Linked DNA regions of Mus musculus: regions 1, 2, 4 and 5 are each linked to region 3. A link is a loop called in an ENCODE intact Hi-C map of the cell type or tissue named here. Cell type or tissue: left cerebral cortex. All regions are shown on one strand.

What was found. Peaks named below come from ENCODE experiments on the same cell type or tissue, not always from the same donor. Only the 100,000 strongest peaks of a DNase experiment are listed, where the experiment ranks them.
Region 1: it touches region 3 in a loop (8-fold over the local background); 21 of 42 quality-filtered maps call a loop at or near these places.
Region 2: it touches region 3 in a loop (2.3-fold over the local background); 3 of 42 quality-filtered maps call a loop at or near these places.
Region 4: it touches region 3 in a loop (2.8-fold over the local background); 2 of 42 quality-filtered maps call a loop at or near these places.
Region 5: it touches region 3 in a loop (4-fold over the local background); 3 of 42 quality-filtered maps call a loop at or near these places.

What each region holds. Positions count from the first base shown.
Region 1 is chr9:74,866,239-74,870,238 of GRCm38, forward strand. All of the region lies in intron 1 of Onecut1 (one cut domain, family member 1), which reads left to right. Gm38678 (a long non-coding RNA gene) reads left to right here. Exons shown (of 3, transcript XR_870922.2): 1 at 1-401; 2 at 1,912-4,000. Among named protein-coding and RNA genes, the nearest start is that of Gm38678, 2.4 kb to the left of the region's middle. In left cerebral cortex, CTCF peaks have their summits at 446 (motif pointing left) and 1,812 (motif pointing left); a DNase peak (open chromatin) is centred at 1,761.
Region 2 is chr9:74,292,661-74,296,660 of GRCm38, forward strand. No RefSeq gene overlaps it. Among named protein-coding and RNA genes, the nearest start is that of Wdr72, 180 kb to the left of the region's middle. In left cerebral cortex, no CTCF peak of the experiment used is centred here; no DNase peak of the experiment used is centred here.
Region 3 is chr9:74,528,661-74,532,660 of GRCm38, forward strand. Gm33459 (a long non-coding RNA gene) reads right to left here and starts at 26. Exons shown (of 2, transcript XR_379628.2): 1 at 1-26. In left cerebral cortex, a CTCF peak has its summit at 1,849; a DNase peak (open chromatin) is centred at 1,858; H3K4me3 peaks cover 252 bases.
Region 4 is chr9:74,846,422-74,850,421 of GRCm38, forward strand. The region is part of intron 1 of Gm33562 (a long non-coding RNA gene); the gene reads right to left. It overlaps Gm16551 (predicted gene 16551), which reads left to right and starts at 2,016. Exons shown (of 3, transcript NR_045284.1): 1 at 2,016-2,530; 2 at 2,711-2,790. In left cerebral cortex, no CTCF peak of the experiment used is centred here; DNase peaks (open chromatin) are centred at 2,227, 2,697 and 3,677.
Region 5 is chr9:74,140,128-74,144,127 of GRCm38, forward strand. Wdr72 (WD repeat domain 72) reads left to right here. Exons shown (of 20, transcript NM_001033500.3): 4 at 3,361-3,439. Among named protein-coding and RNA genes, the nearest start is that of Wdr72, 32 kb to the left of the region's middle. In left cerebral cortex, CTCF peaks have their summits at 1,927 (motif pointing right) and 2,767; a DNase peak (open chromatin) is centred at 1,927.

The DNA.
Region 1 (4,000 bases), 340 kb after region 3:
CTTCTGGTGTATAAATTACAAGTGCTGGTGAAAGACTGGAGGAAATTCTCACCAAATTAACTACCTTTTAAAAATCAATAGATGTTGCCTCAATGTAATGCTTGCTGCTGCTCATTAAAACGCAGCGTGACCAGACGCACGCCGCTTCTGGTCCCGAGTGGGGTGGGGAGACTGAGCTGGGTGCCCCGCCTCTGATGTGGGCGTCTATCAAGACAGGAGGAGATTAGCCTCCAATTAAATATTCCAGAAGGCTTCGGCCCCTCTGCTAGCAGCACGGAAAGAGACCGCAAGAGACACCCACCAATGAATGTGACTATAGCACTGTGCACCCAGGAGGTGGTGGCTGCTCAGGTCCTCAGCCCAGGCAAGGTCCTGTGCTAAGCAAGCCGACCCTGCTGGAGGTAAGGAGACCTCCGAGCCCTGCGCGAAGATGGCCTGCCCTGCAGCACCCGGGACTTCGCCCCCTTGCGGTCGGGTATTTATTTCTTTGTGCTAAAGGAAGATCTAAACTGAGGGAGGATGGGGGTGGGGGGAGTGTTCCTACCTGGAAGTGGCCCTGAGAAAGTCTTACCCAACCCAACCTGGGCCGTGTTTGCTGTGAGTGGCCTTGCAGCTTGGTTGATTGATAACTGGCTCTGCACACGTCCATTTGCTTTTGTGTTAATATTTATCCCGACCGGTGACATTTCAAGTGTCTGGTACTGCCGCTGCAGCGACAGCCAGGCAGGAATGCTAGGCTGGGTCTTAGGAACAGCATTTTTTCAACCCCTGAAGAATTCTGGGTGGAGAGAGAGAGAGGCCAGGACTGGGCACGAGAGATGCCAGGGCTGGAAGGGCCCCTGGGCTACAGAGTGGGAAAAGAAGGCGGTGCCACCTCACTGATTTCCTGGCGCCCTGAGCTGTGGCTCTCCCGTGGTGCAGCTGCTACTAGCCCGCTGCAGCTTGAACAAAGGGCCTGCAGGGCGCGACCGACCGTGTCCGCCTTGGAGGCTGGGGTCAAGGCCTGAAATGGCTTTCTCCCAGCGAGGCTAAGGGATAACCCGTTATCAGAAGGCAGCCGAGAGTCCCAAAGCCTCCAGGGATGAATGGTGGGGTGAACTGTGGTAGCTGAAACACACACACACACACACACACACACACACACACACACACACCAGATATGAAGTCAAAAGGACTTAGGACAGTCATCAGAAGGCTCTGAAAGGCAATTTTTCTCACAGACTCTATCTATCCCCTCCGTGGGATATTAGTTGGCTTTGTGTATTTTTTTATTGTTGGTGGTGGTGGTGAACCCACGTCCCATGAAGAGAGGAAGTGCAGAAGTTTGGGTGTGCCTGTGGTGATAATTAGCAATTGTAGTTTTTGTAGCGGGCTAACCCTGCTGTGGTGTAGTGACCTTGTGCACAACACAGAAAGAACACCCACCAGAAACAAACCCTATGGCATGTTCAGAAGGTGCCTACCACTTATTGCATCCTCCCCAAAATGCAGCCTAGTGATATTTGGATAATCCTGACCTGTGATTATCAATATCATCCCCATATGCCCAGGGGCCAGGGTACTGTGGTTATTCCAGATCCAGCCGGTTACAACGGACACAGAGGATATATAGCCAGTAGTGCGGCTATATCGTAGCAGCAAAGCCATTCAAAACCTATAACGTAACTATCTTCGAAGCTTTCTGCCCTCTGCGAGCTGAGCCGGGCAGAGGCAGAGATGAAACTGGCTTCGCTCCCAGACTTCCGAACCCAGGTTCTATATTTGCTGCAACTGGAGTAGCTGAGCAGAAGACGCTGCTCACGACCCCTAGTGGCCACCTGGCGAGAGAACAGGAGATAGATGTTGGTCTGGCCGAGGCTTTGTTTTTAGGGCATCCTTGTCTTAAAATTTTTCTAAGCCCTGTTTTGATAGGAAGAGGGTGTGGAAGAAGAAGAGGATGCAAGCTCCATCGAGGGAAACACAATTCCTTCCCTACCAATTACAGCTCGAATTCTAAGGTACCCACCCCCTAATTGTAACCTACCAAGAAAAAGTAAATGTTTTGATTCCCTGCCCGAATTATGCTGACATTTTACCTGAAAGGAGCGATAACTGCAGAGGTGACCCTGGCTCTCTGAAGTCGGAGGCTGTGACCAGAATAGTACGCCCAGATTAACAGTTCCTTTGTTTTGCTAGCTTCCCAGCAAACTGGCCTGAGTGAGTCAGAGGGCACCCCCCAGGCTTGAAGCTTAGAAGCCTTTGTTTTTCCCTCCCGAGGGGTGAGTGAAGGAGCTGTCAGAGCCTGCAGGCATGGAACCCGGGCCCAAAGTCAGGACCCTGGACAGAGCCCCGCAGCCCCGTAGCCTAATCCTGGTCTCTGTCCCTAAAAAGGCAGCCAAGATGCTACAGGATTCCATGCTGTAGCAAAGAAACATTCATAGCGAATATTCTGAAGTTTGTGAGAGCGAGAGGCCCCTCCTGGAATAAAAACCGGCCTAGTCGGGTCGTCGAAAAGATCAAAACCGTCGTCAAAGATCAGGTGTTGATTGGTTTGTTCCTACGTGGCATGGCACGTGCACACAAGCATATAAAATCGGAATTTGCGTCCCGGTGGGTGTGACAGGAGTTGGATCATTAAGCTAAAACGTTCAATTCAGTCCCTTTGATCCGTGCTGGGGAAAATCTATAGTCATCTCTAATCTACGAGGTCTTTAAGGAGGTTGTTACACTAGCTGTTTGATGTCGTCATCTTCCACATCCGTGGCAAATTCAGCTAATCAAACACGCTAGTCCCCAAAGTTCTCTCAAGCAACAGTTCTTACAGAGTATACCGGTAAAATCCATTCTTGGTTTTCTTGTAAAAAAAAAAAAAAAAAAAAAAGGAAATATTCAACTCTAATGGCTGTGGGTAATTTAGAGGGAGGGAGGTTCCCAAGTGTCTCGCTCCTCCACTTCCATAGTTAGTGGCAGTCCAGCATTCTCAGTAAACTGCATATAATGGAGTATTTAAACACATGTTCATTTTCATAACTCAACCCCAGTGACTTGAAAATGAAATAGCCAGTTTCATTTCAGAGCCTATTTAAATACTAAGATTTCCACAGTTTGATAAAATGGAATGTCGCCTAACTTGGTGGGGTAGCTACAGCAAGAGGATTTCATAAAACAATGCTTGTTATAGAATCCATTTCTAATATATAAAAAAAAATTCAGCCCATATGCACCACCAATCATTTTCTGTGTGTTGACACTTGACTAAGACAAGTGTGCACCCTCAGAAGATAGACATGTTATTTCTACATGGTTCAATAAGAAGGAACATCTTATTTCTAATGTAAATGAGTTTGGTATACAATCATACATTCCAAATACCACCCATTTATGTTTTTTTTTTTTTAATAAAACAAGTATATTCACTCAGATAAAGCTTACTCTTCCTGAGGTGACAGATGACTGGGCCAGCCATGTGACAATCTTGACTATTTGATACAAACATACAATTATTTATCAGAGTCTCACTGTTCTATCATCTACATAACCTTTCTTCCCAAAGATGCTATGATGGAACAAATAGCTTCTAAAGCATTTCTGTTCGTTTAATTAATTAATTAATTAATTAATTTGATTTAATAAGACGACAGCTGAGCAGAGCCCAACCCTAGAGGACAATTCATCAGGTTTGTCATACTGACGAATGAAAAGGGAATTTCAGTTGTTTGTTCACATTGTATTTATTTCATGCTGTGGTAGACATTCCCACTTAATACTCCCTGTCTATGCCGATGGCTCATAAGTCTTACTATACGTGGAAATTACTTAAAGGCCTAAAACAACTAATGTCTGACTGCGACCCCGTATATTTCAGTTTAATTGAATGGGGTGTGACCCAGGTTCCCAGGTGATCTCATATGCATGGAGGTCTTGGATCCTATATAGTGTGTGGTAGTTACTCTGCCTTTCTCTGATGCTTTCTGTAGTGGGTTAAATAATTTGTCTCTAGTCATCCCACTGGAATTTACTG
Region 2 (4,000 bases), 240 kb before region 3:
TGCAGTCCCTGAGATCTCAGCAATGCCAGTCCTGGGGGTGTGCTACTCTGCCTGCCAGTCTACATTGTGTTTCCCCACACCACTTCTATACCAGAGATATACCTGTACATTTGACTGGATCTTAATAACTTATTTTGCTTCCAAATGACCTCTTTTTGCTGCCTCATGAGGGATATGAGTTACCAGTGACTGGGACTTGAAAAATTTTGAGCAGCAGGCAGCTAAGGGTGTCTGTCAAATATTGTCAAATACTGTATACCTACATTGCTACCCATAGAACTCAGAGGCCACTTAACTCTGCACTTCCCCAAAAAGTTACAAAAACATTTCTGGAACACAGTATTTGTGTTTGTTTTCTCTCTGCTGTGATAAACACAATTAACAAAAGAAACTGGAAGTGTGAGGAAGCAAGGGCATGAGCTCAAGGCAGAAACTTGGAGGCAGGAATTAGTGTAGAGCAATGGAGAAATTTGGCTTACTGAGTTGCTCTTCATGACTTGTTCAGGTTGCTTTTTTGTACCACCCAGACCCAGAAAATGAACCTCCTTGTGATATAGACTCTCTAGCATCAACCAATAATCAAGAAAATGTGCCAGTGGCCATACTCACAGCACAGTTTGGATGAAGGAATTCCTCAGGTTTAGGTTCTTTTTTCTCAAGAAGTTTGTGTCGTGTTGACAAAAACTAAACAGCACTAACACAAAGGATGCATCATAAAACTAGAAGCTCTCTTCCACCTTGCAGGGCATCCTTTGGTTTTATTTAAATAGTGCATGCATATGCATTTTGTCTGCTGAATTGGTAAAACTTTAAAAGCTACCATTAATACTTTCTGGATATGATTTGTCTACGACTTTACATGTGGTTTGCTCTGTCTTCATAGTCCTTTATGAGGTAAAGAGACTTCTTCTCAGTTTATAAACAAGCATATAGGAACTCAGAAAAGAGAAGTGATTTAACCAAGGGCACACAGCCAGCAGCAAGGGAAAAATAAAAAGGGTTTCAACTTGACAGTGTGGTTGCTAAGTCCAGAGTCTACATGCAAGCCTTTGGAATTATTCTAGGACTCGTATAATGACCTGCTTTTTCCGTGTTTTCCATCAGGTTCTATCAGGGGTGAGATTAAAAAAGCAGAGTCTGTGTGTCTACTATTCAGCATGACTGGGAGAACCAGCAGCCAGAATGTTACCACTTTTCACAAGTTATGACCAGCAAGTTATTGATTTGATCTAAAATGCAAGAATAGATACCTGCATGCTTCCATCAACATATAGTCTCTATCTATGTGTCAGTTCCCTGAACAGGTAAGCCCCTAGGTAGAGTCACTTTGGAAAGAGCAGGTCTAGGTCTTTTCTCTTCTACACTGACTACTAGGTAGATTACCAAGGCACTTGCAGATGGCACATGGAACCCTACCATGTGCCAACTACTCCACAAACACTATCTGTTTAGTTTCATGTTGCTGTGATAAAATATCCTGTAATTTAAAAAGGGGGGAAAGCAATATAAGAGAGAAGAGGTTATTTTAGCTTACGATTCCAAGTTTGAGTCCATCAGAATGGGGGAGTCAAAATAGGAACTCAACACTGCTAGTCACATCTACAGTTAAAAGCAGAGAAATAATGAACGAATACACGCTTGGCACACCTTGCTTCCTTCAGCTTAATACAATTCAGAGTCCCCTGCATAAAGAATGGTACCACCCACAGTGGGTAGGTCCCCACATTTTAATTAAAATAATTAAGATAATCCGCACAGACAACATAATAGGCCAACCTGATCTAGACAAATTATCATTGAGACTCTTTTTCCAGGTGGTTCTAGATTAGTGTTGGGTAACAGTGGCCAATATTTCTCTGTTCATATTTAGCATTGCAATATCCAAGTTTTGCCAAGGCCCAGCCACCAGTTTTAGCTGCTCCTTGTGCCCTTTGTGTTCCAATCTATTCTTGTAGCATTGAACACGTCTTTCCACCCATGGCTCTCCTCCACACTGGGTTCACTGGGTCATTGCACGGCATGTTCTTGGAGCCCTCGATGTGTTTCTGTGTGCATAAGGGCTTTTGACCAGATAAGTGGCCTTTTGAGTGAGAAAAACTAACTAGAATGAACTTCCCAGACAGCATACCAAGGTCCTCCCCTGTATTACATCAAGGTCCTTCTGTGGTCCTTCTGTGGTGTTTCTTGATGAGAAAAGCAATTTAAGGATGATTTCAGCACTTTCAACAAAATTGCCAGCTCAATTGTTGAAGGCAGGAATCGCTCACCCTCGGCACCATTAACATCCTCAGTCAGGTAGCTGTTTCTCTGTATGTTGAAGGACATTTAGCAGCACCTCTGGCCTCTCCTACCAGAAGCCCCAGCTTCTCCTCCAGTTACAGCAATCAAAAATGTCCCAAGACAGTGTCAAATGTCCCTTAGGGAGCCAAGTGGCACCTGGATGAAAAACACAAGTCTAAGGTAAAAACCTCCCAACAGAAATCTCCAGGCAAACATTTATAATGTGCTTCACCGGGTTTCGCTCACTTCGGGGTTATGTGCTCTCACCTAGGTTCAGCCCAAAACTAATCCTTTGCGATCTCACTATCCTCTCATTAATCTGTTGCTATCTTCATGAGTTCAGCTGTGGCTGCTTGTAAAAGATCATTACAGAAGAACATGTGTACTGTTGATGTCCCCTCATAGAAGAAGGACACGGAGGGTCATAGAACTCATCTGAGTGTTTAGCTACCCCTCCTAAACAATCTGCCATATTTAGACATAGTCTCAGGGAGGGGCTTGAGTATCTAGACTGGGGAAGACTAGCAGAAGGGGGTTTCCACCTATATGACTGTAGGAAAGCCATTATATGAGGGGTGAAGACCTTACAGTGTGGCTGGTTTGGTTTATTTACCTCATCCATTTCTCCTCACCCAATAAACTCACTGGATCTATTTTAGGGGAAATCAACCTTTGGATTATCACTGCACCCATAAAAGGAGGGTAGACATTGCTTAGTCCCACCCTCCAGGGAGAAGATTCTGACAAATAGATTTCCTGAAAAACAAGAAAGTAATTTCTGTTTTTCTTCTATTTTGCCCATGTCTCTTCCTCTCTCTAATTCTTCTAACCCGATGCATCAGATCACATGTCCCTCAGACATAGCTTCACGCAAACCAAACTCACATATTCATCTGCAAGGCCTATCATCTCTTGGACCCCTGGGCCTCACAGTGAGATCATTTTTTATTAAAGAATATCTTTCTCTTCTTTCCCCCTCCCAGCATCAACTCTCTCTCCAATTATCTTCTATTGGATTCTCTAAGTAGTTCATAACCATGTCTTTGCTGTGTCCCCAAGGCAACTGCCTCAGTTCAGCCCATCTGTGTTGTCACAGGAAACTCATGATGGTTCTCCTGCTGCCATCTCATCCTGCATGCTGCTATAAAAACTCACTCTCTGAGATTCTAGATATTAAAAAGAAAATTCTGATTTTTTTCATGGTACACTCATCTAGACTCCTCCTTGCTGCTGACCTCAATCACAATACTGAGAGACAAAAAAAAAAAAGAAAGAAAGAAATATTTTCTTCTCCTGTTCTAGGCCATCTTGGATTATAGGGAAGAAAGGAAGCAGTAAAATATGGGACAGAGTATAGAAATGGGGGGGGGGATTTATTCTGCTATTCTGACTGCTATTACCAGGAAGTGCTATCATTTCTGAACTACTAAACAGAGAATCTAAACCAATAAGTGGGAACATTGTTTTTACAAGGGCTGTATAATAACACCTGATATGTATACAGCATGTTCCCTTTACAGACATCCATACAGAATCCTGGGGTCATTTCATCTATCAAATATGGAAGCCTTAGAGAGCACAGTGGTGACCCTGGTCTGCAGGACAAGCCCACACAGTTCCCAGTACACTTCCCTAGTAGCTAACTGATCATGTTCTACTCTAAGGAGTCTAAATCTCAAGCCCCAAAGGTAAACTCTCCACTTGACTCATGGCAGAATTT
Region 3 (4,000 bases):
AGTAGTAAATGCAAACATGGCACTTTAATATGTAAACAGCTGTGAAGCCAGCCACACTGGAACATGCCAGACACCAGTGCCAATTACATAACAAGAATATTGCAATTTCAAAGAAACACCTGGTTAGCACAAAGCTTTGTTTGAACTCTCATCAGTTGCACAAGTTTAAAGGTTTTCAGGGAAATGGGACATGTTGGGCAAAGGCCTGGAGGTTAAAAGGAATAGGGCCAAGTTTTATCTCCAAGAGGCACTTGATCAGTTATTAAGACAGAGACCAGTATCACCCAATAAGGGGACAAGGAGACAAGGGGACAAGGGGAATGGCTGGTCTTTCCAAAGGCTAACTTGATCCTGTTGCATTCACTGGGTTCTGCTGTTAACATAGCAACATTCTCTCTCTCTCTCTCTCTCTCTCTCTCTCTCTCTTTCTCTCCACATTCCCCACCCTGTGTGTGTGTGTGTGTGTGTGTGTGTAGGCCAAAGGTCGACATTAGGTGTCTTTCTCTTTCCCTCTCCCCACAAATTTTTAGAGGCATAGTCTCTCAGTGAACCCAGAATTCACCTATTCAACTGGGCTGGCAAACCAGCACCAGATCCACTGTCTCCATTTCCTAGAGGATGACATTACAAATGTGAATCACCACTTTTCACATGGCTGCTGGAGGGCTCTGAACTCAGATCTTTTTATATAGCAAGTATTCTACTGACTGAGCCATTTCCCCAACCCCAGAGCCCACTCCTCTAATGCTCAAATCTCTCTCTCTCTCTCTCTCTCTCTCTCTCTCTCTCTCTCTCTCTCATGCACACGCGCACACACACACACACACACACACACAAGCAAGCAGGTGTTTCCCATGGCCTCCTTACAGATAACCAACGCTGCAGGGCAGCTTACAGCCTAGAGAAGCTGCCCACAGTGACCCTGGGCACGGTGACTAGACAACTAGCTGACTGGGGGAAGGGGGGACAGCTGCCATCCAGGTCTTCATGTCTGCCTGAAGGGACCAACAGGTTTGAGAGACATCACTCAGTTTAGATAACTGGAAGTCATGTGACTATCATCGAGGTTGGATGTGAATAAGACCTAGGGTAAAGTCGAGTCTGCATTTTTGCTAGTTGCAGTTCATAGACATGGTCACCGAAACAAATTTACACCTATCATCTCTTGAGAAAGTTGAGTCCTTCAAGAATACTATGAAATATTCTACTTCCCAGTTGGAAATCTTTAAAAACAGTTTTCAATATTAAGGTTCTATCCATACTTTACAACTGGACATAATCATCAGGAATACCTGATGGATTCTCTTTCTTTTATACAGAAATAAATCTGAAGCTCAGAGACATGGGGTAATTTACCCAGAGTCACACAGCAATTAGGGCAAGACAGCCAGGATGAAAAGTGAAGCATTACGTCTCTAGATTCAGTATCCCGTTCCAGATACACGTTGGAGGCTTTGACTGGAAGTCTAAAGAGGTCTCCACCCAAGACCTTAACCAAGAAGACGTCACGCATGGGACTCTTGCTCCAAGATAAATGAGGGAAAAGTAAAATTCCAGAGGCTAACAGGACAAACCAGCATGCACTAAACCCTTAATCCAAGCACCACCAGGCTACCTGGGAGAAAGCGTGCTTAGAGTAAGTTTTGGATTTCAGGGTCATTCTACATAGAGCTTTTCTGGTGAGCAGACAAGGAAAAGTACCAAGAGATGCCTATGTGAAAATACCTAAACAAAAGGCAACTTTTGTCAATCATTCGGTCTAACCAGAGATCTGCAGCTAAACCTAAGGAAACGGGTTCTCTTTCTGAAGATCCTCCTGCCGCAGTGCTCCACTGCCACGCCTAGGGGGCGCTCTCGCCGTGCTCAGCAGCGTGAGTGTAGTAGTTGTTTCCAGCAAAACAACAGTGAATTTGCAGCAGATGGGTGTTTTGGTTCAATTTTCTTAAGCATTGTGAGGGAAAGCCGCGACACTTGTAAAGAAGAGTTTACAAAACCTTCCTGCTTAGTGATCCACACAAATATTTTCAAAATATGTCCATTGGACAATTTCCTCTCTGCTTCCCTAGAAAATTGGTTTTGTTTTTGAATCTGCCCTCAAAGTCCCGAATATATGTCTCTCTCTTTTCCTGGCATATGGTAAGCTCTAATGGTTACAGATTACCACCGTCTCCTGATTGAAACGGCTGTTTGCAAGGGCCCACTTTTATCCCTGCTCTCCTTTGCCCTGTAACACAGCTATGTGATAAATCCATAGCAGCGAAGTACTGTATGCCTTAGCAAAGGTCCTCGTGTGGAAATCGGGGGCATTGTATCTGCTCTGCAGCTGAGGGAGGCTCCCAGCAAAGCATAGCTACTAAGCAGAATAATCAGTCCCTCAAATCCAATCGCTGTGGGTCAGGAAGACCGCTCCTCTGTCTCGTCTCTCTCCAAAATCCCTTACTGAGTCCAGTTCAGGGGACAGCAGGCTTCAGGCAGCTGGTAAGTGAAGTCTTAGACACTGTCATGCCTGGCATGAAAAGAATTACAATTTTCAAATGAGGCCAAGGAAACTCTAATGGTTGACATGGGGGGATAGTACTATGTGAGTTGAACATCGTTGCTGACCACACAGAAGACCTGCACAAGTTCAAGCCAGATGGAGTCCCAGCACTGAGAAGGGAAAATGACATCAGGTCCTACCCCTAACCAAGAAGCTATTTGCAATCGATACCCACCTGCAATAGGAAAAATCAGGTTTTCTCAACCACTTCCAGGCCAGGCTGGGCCCCATACCCAGGAGTAGTTGACCAACAACACAAAACGAACTCTGTGGAATGTTTTTGTGAATTTTTGTATCATTTTGTTCTCTTTGGGCATATTATTTTTGTCTTATTTGTCTTTTTTTCTTGTTTGCTTTGATAATCATTTTTGTTTTTATGGCAGGTTTTTTTCTTTTTTTTAAGAGAGAGAGAAAGAGAACAAACTTGGATGGGAAGGGAAGCAGAGAGGATCTGGGAGGAGTTGAGGGAAGGAAAGCGCATAATCAGAATATACTGTATGAAAAAAATGCTTTAAGATACCTGCTGACCAAGCATTTAAAACAGTTCTGTAGGTATGAAACCAAGCAGGTTAGTTGTTGCTGTTAATATTAAAGTGTGTGCGTGTGTGTGTGTGTGTGTGTGTGTGTGTGTGTGTGTGTGTGTGTTAAAACCAAGCAGTTTAGATGTCACTGCTAATATTAAAGAATGTTTGTGTGTACGCGTGTGCACACACACACACACACACACACACACACGCACGCACGCACACACGCACGTGCACTGACATATGAGCATGCCCACATATAAACACACTGCCTCCCTCATCCAGAAAGACTAGGCTCTTCTGTGTATGTTTGCATGTGTGCACAATTTCAGAGAAGATTCTGCTGCACACAAAGCAGCCTGCCCCGCCCCCACTGTGGAAGAAGCAGGTCCCCCGGGATTAGGCAAGAAAGAATTGTTCATGGACAGCAGAGGCCAGAGAACAATGCAGACCCCTGCGACAGACACAGTGGCAGCCTGCTAGCCTGGGTGGGGGCCTGACCACATGGCCACTGCAAAGGAGCTGGTACTGTCATCCCTAGAAGAGACTAAAAAGGACTCAAATAAGCAAATGCTATGATTAGCAGGTGGTTTAGGAGACATGAAGCCCAGGAAGAGACTGGGGCAGGGTGGGGGAGCCTGGATCAATTGAGGGCTTGTTTTTACATCACAAAGTAAAGATGATTCAAAATGTTTCCTACAGGAATATAATATCTACTGATTTGCTTGAGGAAAAATAATGGAGCTGTCTAAAGTGCAAAGTCCTCTCCAAGAGAAGAAGATGAGGATGGTCAGTTCTTCAAAACAATCTTAAATTAACTTATACAATTACTGTAGGTGATTTCTGGTGAAATTATACATTTTAATGCTTTTAAGTGCACTGGACCAAAGAGTTGGCAACTCTAGATATTTAAAATGCCAGTCTTACTCACTGTGTC
Region 4 (4,000 bases), 320 kb after region 3:
TGACATATTTTCAAATATAAAGGAGACTGGTTCTTTATACTCTAAAAGAAGATTCTGTACACCACAAGGGGCCTTCTAGCTATCTGAGGCTCATATCCACTCATGCAGGTTTAGGTAAGCATCATTCAAAAAAAAAAAAAAAGTCTGCCTTTTTTACATTCTCTCTCTCTCTCTCCCTCCCTCTCTCTCTCCACCCCCTCTCTCATCTGACAAGTACACTGTCATTTAATAAATACCTCCCTGAAAAGTTTTCGTTTTGGTCTGCTATAGTGAATATTAGCCTCTCTTCTAGGTATGTCGTTTGCACTTCCTGTGGATTAGTGAACAGATCTCTTTATAGGACTACATCTGTCTCTCTCTTCCACAATCTGTCCTACCCTAGGGGGAGGGCTGGCGGGAAAGGGTTAAAGGTTTTCTGGTCGAAATAGCCCAACAGAAGGGGCCCGGCCCAGAGCTGAAATCTAAGTCTAATGACCGCTGCCCTTCACCTCGCTGCTGTCCACAGGCCGGACCTGCGGCCCGGTGGGGGCCGGGACCAGGACAGGACACAATGTTCTTCGTTTAACATTTGAACTTCTCCTATCCGAGGCAGCAGGCCGTTTTGTCCTGGGGTCGCTGACCCTCGCTCCCCCATCAGCTGCCCTGAAACCTTAATTGAATGACAGATGGTCATTTTCGGGGGCGCCAGAAGCTGCGCTGGCCAGTGGAGGGGCTCAGGCCGAGAAGGCCTTGCTTAGGCTCTGCCTGCTGGGGGTGGGCGACCACGGGGCCTGAGGGCTTGAGGTGGGTCACAGCGGCTGCACACGCTGCCTTGGCCGGCTCCTGGAGGAGGTCGCGGCCTCGAGGGCCGCTTCACCGGGTCCTAGCGCCCCTGCGCCCCCCATCCCCCCTTCCTTGCCTGCCAAGAAGCTCCCTGCAGCCCAGTACTGGATGGGCCTCTAGCCCTCCATTTCTAGCCCAAAGTATCCTGAATCCTCTGTAAACAGGATCTGGCACGTGTGCACCCCAGACTCAGCTCCTAGGGCCAAAAGGCTCAGGCCGACCAGACCTCGAAGGGACCAGGTCTGTAGAAGGGTTTGCTCATCCTGAGCTGTCTGCTGAACTGACTCTACCTCCAAATTTGCCCTTCCCAGATAGAAGCCACGTGGGCTTGGCAAGTCCCAGGTGGGGCTCATGTGCTGCCACCACCCTATTGTGGAGAACTCTCTCGGGAGTCCCTGGTTTTCCAGAGATATGTAGGTAGACAGATGATAGATAGATAGATAGATAGATAGATAGATAGATAGATAGATAGATAGATAGATATCCCAAAGATTCCTGGAGGCACCAGGACCCAACCCCGTGTCCTCAGCTGCCTGCCTATCCCAGTGTCCTATTTCTTTAAAATAAAAGCTGTGAGCCCTACAATTACTGGGATTACAGTGAGCGGGTATTGATCTGCAGCCTGCATTGTAGGATAAAGCAGACTGGCGGAGGCAGACATGCTGCCCAGCCGCCACCACCCCTCCACCTCCTGGTCCTGCAAAGCTCTTTAAAAAAAGAAAAAAGAAAGAAAGAGAGAGAGAGAGAGAGAGAGAGAGAGAGAGAGAGAGAGAGAGAGAGAAAGGAAGGAAGGAAGGAAGGAAGGAAGGAAGGAAGGAAGGAAGGAAGGAAGGAAGGAAGGAAGGAAGGACACGATTCTAAATGTTTGATTTCAGATACACTATTAACACCTGCAGAGGGGGGAAGAAGAAAGAAAAAGAAAAGGGGGGCAGCCCAGCCGCCATACCTCCCTGGAGTGCCCTTGGGGACTCCCAGGACTGAGCCAGCTAGACAACCACCTTCAGCCTCTTTTTTAAAACGCTTTTTTTTTTAATTACTAGGGGAAAAATATACACATAAGCAAAAAAAAAAAAAAAAAAAAATCCTCCCGGCAGGCGCGAGCGGGGGCGGCGAGCAGGCCAAGGCGGTAACGCCAGCCTAATGCACAGATAGCTGACATCAACTTCCGTCAGGCGGCTCCGGGAGATCGAACCTTTCGATTGTAACTGGGACAATTTGCATAGTGATTCCCTTTCAGAGCTTTCTCGGGCCCATAACAAGCGCAGGCAGCTATTCAAATGCAAGTTGCGTCCCTAAATGCGCGGCTGGCCTGAGCTAAAGGAGCAGCTCGTCACCGTGCGAGCCGAGACCAGCGTTGGGGTTCTGGGTCACCTCTTTTCTCCCGGCTTTTCCCTCGCTCTCCGGTTCCTGAATTAGCTGTTTGTTTATGGCTCCAGACGTGTGTGCCAGCGAGCCGAGGCAGCGTGCAAGGGAGAAAATTGATCTTTCCTCAGACTCAAAGCTGGAGCCGAAGAAGTGCGGGGGATTTGGGGGTTCTGAGTGGGACTCAGACCCTAGGTGCTGAGGGGAAGCTCGTGGGCTCTCTGGCCCGCTTCTCTAACCCCAGCGACCTTGCAGGAATCCTCAGGCCTGAGAGCGCCCGGGCTCTGGGCTTTGCAGAAAGTGGCGGCGGCTGTGTCCCGGGTTTTAAAATCAACGCAAAGGAAAGGTACCTGCGACGCGGCAGCGATTACTTTTTCCGGTTCTGCACAGGGAGGGCGAGGGGTGACTTATACGGGAAAGCTGGGATTGAGGACCTAAAATTAAGCTCTTCTTTTACTCGTTTCTCATTTAAAAATATGCATCATTGGAAATTATGCAAATTGACTCGGGTTTCCCTTGCTCCTAGGAGGCAAAGCTGAAAGCTTGTCGCGTGTCAGAAGCAACCTGCCGTGAAATCCGCTAATGCGCCCCGACTCGCCCTTCGCGGTAAGACAGCCTTTCAGGTCCACGCGGCCGTGGACCAAGAATGGGGAGTCAGTGCGGCCAGGTGTGCCACGCGGGTCCTCGACTGAGCTCGTGGCCACGCGTACAGCGTGGGAGCCGGGGGGCGGAGGGCAGAGCCCGCGTCACGCCCGGGAAGCGGAAAGGGGGAGTCCCCCTCCCAGCCCTCCTGCCCGCCACCGTGGGTAACAGGTCCTCCCCGCGAGTTTAAAGCAGCAAATGAGAGCGGAGAGCTGGCCTCGGAGCAGGGTGTAAACGCGGGTGGCGGGCACGCGAGCGCGCGGCTGAGCTTTGCGCGCGGTTCTTCTCCCGAGCTGCGCGCCGCGGCCCCGTGCACCTGCTTTGTGCGTTTTGTACAAACGGAACGGGCGGGATCCATTCCTTCGAGCAACACCCCCAACTGAAATCTGTCTGTTCTCCCCCCCCCCCCCCCCCCCCGTCTAGTTTCTACATCGCTCAGATTACTCCCGTCGCCCCTTGGAATCTTACCCAACCCTTTTAAAGACAATCACGGCCACTGACCTTGAGACTCTTAAATGCGGTGGTATAACTATCTCGTTCTCTTCTGTGGTGGCTGAATTTGCGTTCTGATTGTTTTTTTTTAAGTACTGGGGGAAACGTGGGTCATTTAAGCCCGCAGACTTAGCTAAACACATTTTTCAAATATTCTTCTCATACTACTTCATTGCTGAGAGCGAGCACGATGCTTCCTTGTGGTGCTTGCTTTTTGCAGAACGCACAGGGTAATTTTCTCAGGTTTGTTTGTTTGTTTTGGTATCTTTAATAAACATAGACTGTTTCTCTGTTCTTTTCGTAACCTATTCTTTAGCAACCAAAACAGTAAAAGTGTTGGAGATCGAATAGTGAGTAAAGCAGACACGTTGGGGCAAATAAATCCAACATAAATTGAAAGCATATTGCTCCAATTCAGGACAAAGCAAATAGAGCTACGAAAAAGATGCGAGCAATTAATATCTGTGGGAGAAACGGGTTTAAAGACTGAAATTTCTAGACTTTACTCACAAAACAAAACGAAGCCAAAAGAACTAAATACGTGGCCTTGCCCTTGAATGTCCAACCGAAGACAAGAGGCCTTCCCAGAGCCATCTTGGGCAAGTGTGCAGTCAGAGGCTGTCGAGAGGCAGAGTCACTTTGAGACAGTTGCATACATTTTCAGCAAACTAGAACCAATTAG
Region 5 (4,000 bases), 390 kb before region 3:
AGGAAATGATATTTATTCCCACTCTCCCACAGGAATTGAAAAGTAGCAGCCACACAAAACCCACACATAGTTGTATACCCACTCTCCATGTTCAACCACATATGTGTGTGCACGCACAAACACTGAGACATTCACGATAAAGTGAAGCTTGACTGAGGAAAACAGCCAGTGTGGACCTCTGTCCTTTGCACATGCAAAAGGAAAGCACACAGTAAGATAGTTGGACTGACTTTTGGAAAAATGCTAATCTTGATTATGTGATAGGACCAAGCTTTACACTGCAGTGATTGTAAGACAATCAGAAAAAATAATAAATCAAGGAAAACATAAAAGAAAATGAGGTTGGGAAAGATGGTTGTAAAAATAATAGGCTAGGTAAATGATATTTTAAAAGAAAAATGGTGGGAAACACTTATCAGGCATGTACTAACCAAATGAGGTTGATATGGTAATATTAAAATTTATATTAATAAATTTACATAGTTAATGCAACATGGTAAATTAAAATTTCAGAACACAAAGCCTTGGCATTGGTAGAGAGGATAGCCATATGTTATGAGACATTCTGGTAACCAGTGGATGAACGGTAGGTAAGTGTCCCAACTCAGAATGGAAATTCTGCCAGGAGAGGGGCCTTAAGACTGATCCATCTCAGAGTTACCTGCCAAGGCTCAGTGTAGAGTTCTGGGCCTTAATCCTGCAGATATGAGTACATAGGGGTGACCTTGGGCCCATTAAGTTGTATTTCTAGCACAATCTTTGGCTATCCTTCTATCCCTACATCCTAGAGACTGTATTTAAATCCTCCTGTGCCCACTTGTAGACAGCTGGGGAAGTATGAGACTGACGCTAGGTTGGGAATCTTACATTCGGATAGACCAGTCATCGACAGAACCAACAAAGGAAGAAGGTGTTGCCCAAGGCTTATGAAGTCCCAGATGCCATACGAGTGAAACCATCTGTAGGCAGGTGGGTATGGGAATCTTGAGCTCTGATGAGAAATCTTAGCTTACCAAGCACAGAGACAGCAATAAATAATTAGGAGTAGATAGCTCTCAGAGGGAATAGGAAAGAAGAAAAGAGAGTCCAGATGTGGGTCTGAAGAGATAGCGTGGCAATGAAGAATGCTTACTGCTCTTCCAGAGGACTCAACTTCATATTCCAGCACCCACATGAAGGTTCACAACTGCCTGTAACTCTGACTCCAGAGGACCAGGTACCCTCCTCAGGGCTCTAAGGACATTACACTCATATGCACATATACATTGTTGCCCCCCCCACATACACATAGATAAGAATAAAATAAATCTTTAAAAACTGATTACTAGTGATACCAGTAATAACTTAAAAATAAACTTACCTCAAAACATATCAGCTTACCAAGAGTTTAAAAAAAAACAACACATGGTAGAAACTAATAACAGCCATGGGGTGAGGATTTCTGGAGTATTCTAAATACTTTAGGGTGTTTGTTGATACAAGGAAGGACCATAAATTACAGCGCTAAACTACGTTACTGTGTTATTTTGTACCATTGGCTACTTAGAATTCCATTTCTAACTTTGATTTCTATATCCTTCATTTCCCCTTTAGATATGTTAGTAGTGGTTTCATTTCTGGGATATATTTTTAATGTCTATATTTCCTTTCTTCTTATTTTTTTCTGCATGCATACAAACACACATCATATGTGTTTGTGGACACGCAAAGTTTTTCCTCCTGTCTTGTAAATTACACGTCTTTTCAGGTTACCTTGAAAAATCTTTGGGATGCAGTTAGTTAAACAATGAATATTTTCTATGAATATTTTCTTCTGATTCTAGGGCACACCTGTGTACCTTGCATTTATGGCATTTTGGAATGAGATCCTTTGTTGTGGAGACCTGTGCAACACAAGGTGGCTGCGGCACTTCTGCTCTCTGGCCACTAGATGTCAGCAGTGTGTTCCTAGTAGCAATGAGGTTCCTGGAAAGTGGTTGATTGTGGGGAACCAAAACCACTCAGATTTCAGAATGACTGGTTTAGAATATTGACTCCTAGTGTTCTGTTATCAAAACAAACCCCTGGAAATCATCGAATGTATGCAATGCTTAATAGCATTAATCTGTTTTAATTTTATTTATTTATTTTTTTTTACCTCAACTATTACCAGTAATTATCTGTTATCTTGGCCTTCTTCTCAGTCTAAAGGTACTGTTCAATATTTGTTCCTGGTTATTTCATTTCTGTATCTTATCTTTAAAATGATTTTTATATTGTTTCATGTTTCCTAAGTGACACAAAACATCCACAAGTTCATGGGAAGATTTGGTTTTAACAGTGTGCTTTTTATAAAATATGAAACTTTTTGTGGGTCTGGAGACATGGCTCTGCAGCATTTCCCACAACACTCACAAAGCTTGTGTTTCTTCTCTCTCTCTCTCTCACACACACACATACACACACACACATACACACACACACATATCTTCTGTATTGAAGTGTCTAAAACCAAAGACTCTTATGCTCTTATGCAACACTGATTTTGCTGCCTTGGTTTACTGAACAGAAATCCCCTAGGTTTAAATTACCTGGCACATTTCACAGCTTCATTGTACAGACTGTGTCCATATCGTCATAACATGAATTAAAACAAGAAGCCTAAAACAAATAATGAGGCTTTTTTCAAATATCAAGTTAAGGCTTGTTTATTTCAGGATTTTAAATCATGAGTGGAAAAAAACATCAAATAAAGAAACTGGATCGTGGTGGACCAAATGAGGCCTCTTGGTGGTGCTGTTTGTTTTCATGAGAGAGGGAAGAGAGAGAGGGGGAGAGAGAGAGAGGGGAGGGGGGAGAGGGAGAGGGAGAGGGAGAGACAGAGACAGAGACAGAGACAGAGACAAAGAGACAGACAAAAAGACAGACAGAGACAGACAGACAGACAGAGCAGAGAGACAGAGAGAGGAGAGTTTCTGCAAACAGATATGATGTGTGTCCTCCTCAGAATATGTAGTTTAAGCTCAATGATGTAAACTGCTTTTGAATGATGCTATTTCCATGGAAAGTCCATAGTCCTGTCCCTCTTGAAGGCCACAATGCCTGAGACCCCACATTGTTCTCAGCCAGGATGGTCCTAAAACAAAGCTTGCAGGCTGGAGGCAGGGTGTCATTACCCACACAAAATGATACAGAGACACTGTGTCAACCTTACTAATGACCGCAGCAGTTTCCTGCCCAGTAATCTGTAACAAAAAAAAACCTACATGCGTGATCAGGTTGCGCCTAAATGCATCACTAAAGAAAAACTTGGAGGCACAAAAATTATTCCAGCCAATTGTGTGGAAATGGGAGAGAATAATGTGGAGTGTTCTGTTCCAGGGAGATGTGTATGTGGAATGTGAGCAGCGGCCAGTGTGTGGAGAAGACCAGCCTTCCTTACAGGCACACAGCCATCTGTGTAAGTGCGCTCCCCTCAGGACACGTGAGATGCTCAAACAGTAACTACATGTTGTGCTTTCTATCTATCTGAGCACTTAGTATCTTTGGAGAATATTCTTTTCTTGCATTTTCTTTTTTTTTTTCCTCCATGGTGAGAAAAATATCCCCAGTAATTGTCTGTTATCTTGGCCTTCCTCTCAGTCTAAAGACATTGTTCCACAGCATTTGTTTCTTGTTATTTCATTTCTGCTTCTTATCTTTCTAGAAAAAAAATGATTTTTATATTGTTTTGCATTTCCTAGGTGACACAAAATATCCACAAGTACATGGGAAGATTTGGCTTTAATGATGGATGTGTGTTTTTTTTTTTTTGGTTTGGTTTTTTTTTTTTTTTTTTTTTTTTTTTTTTTTTATAAAACATGAGACTTTCTTCTGGGTCTGGAGAGATGGTTCAGGGCTTAAGAGCATTCGCTCTTCTTCCAGAGGACCAGAATTTGGTTCCTAGCATAGGAATCCTGCCTCTAACAGCAGCTCCAAGGAGATGCCCTGCCCTGTACTACCTGCTGCAGGCGGTGCACTC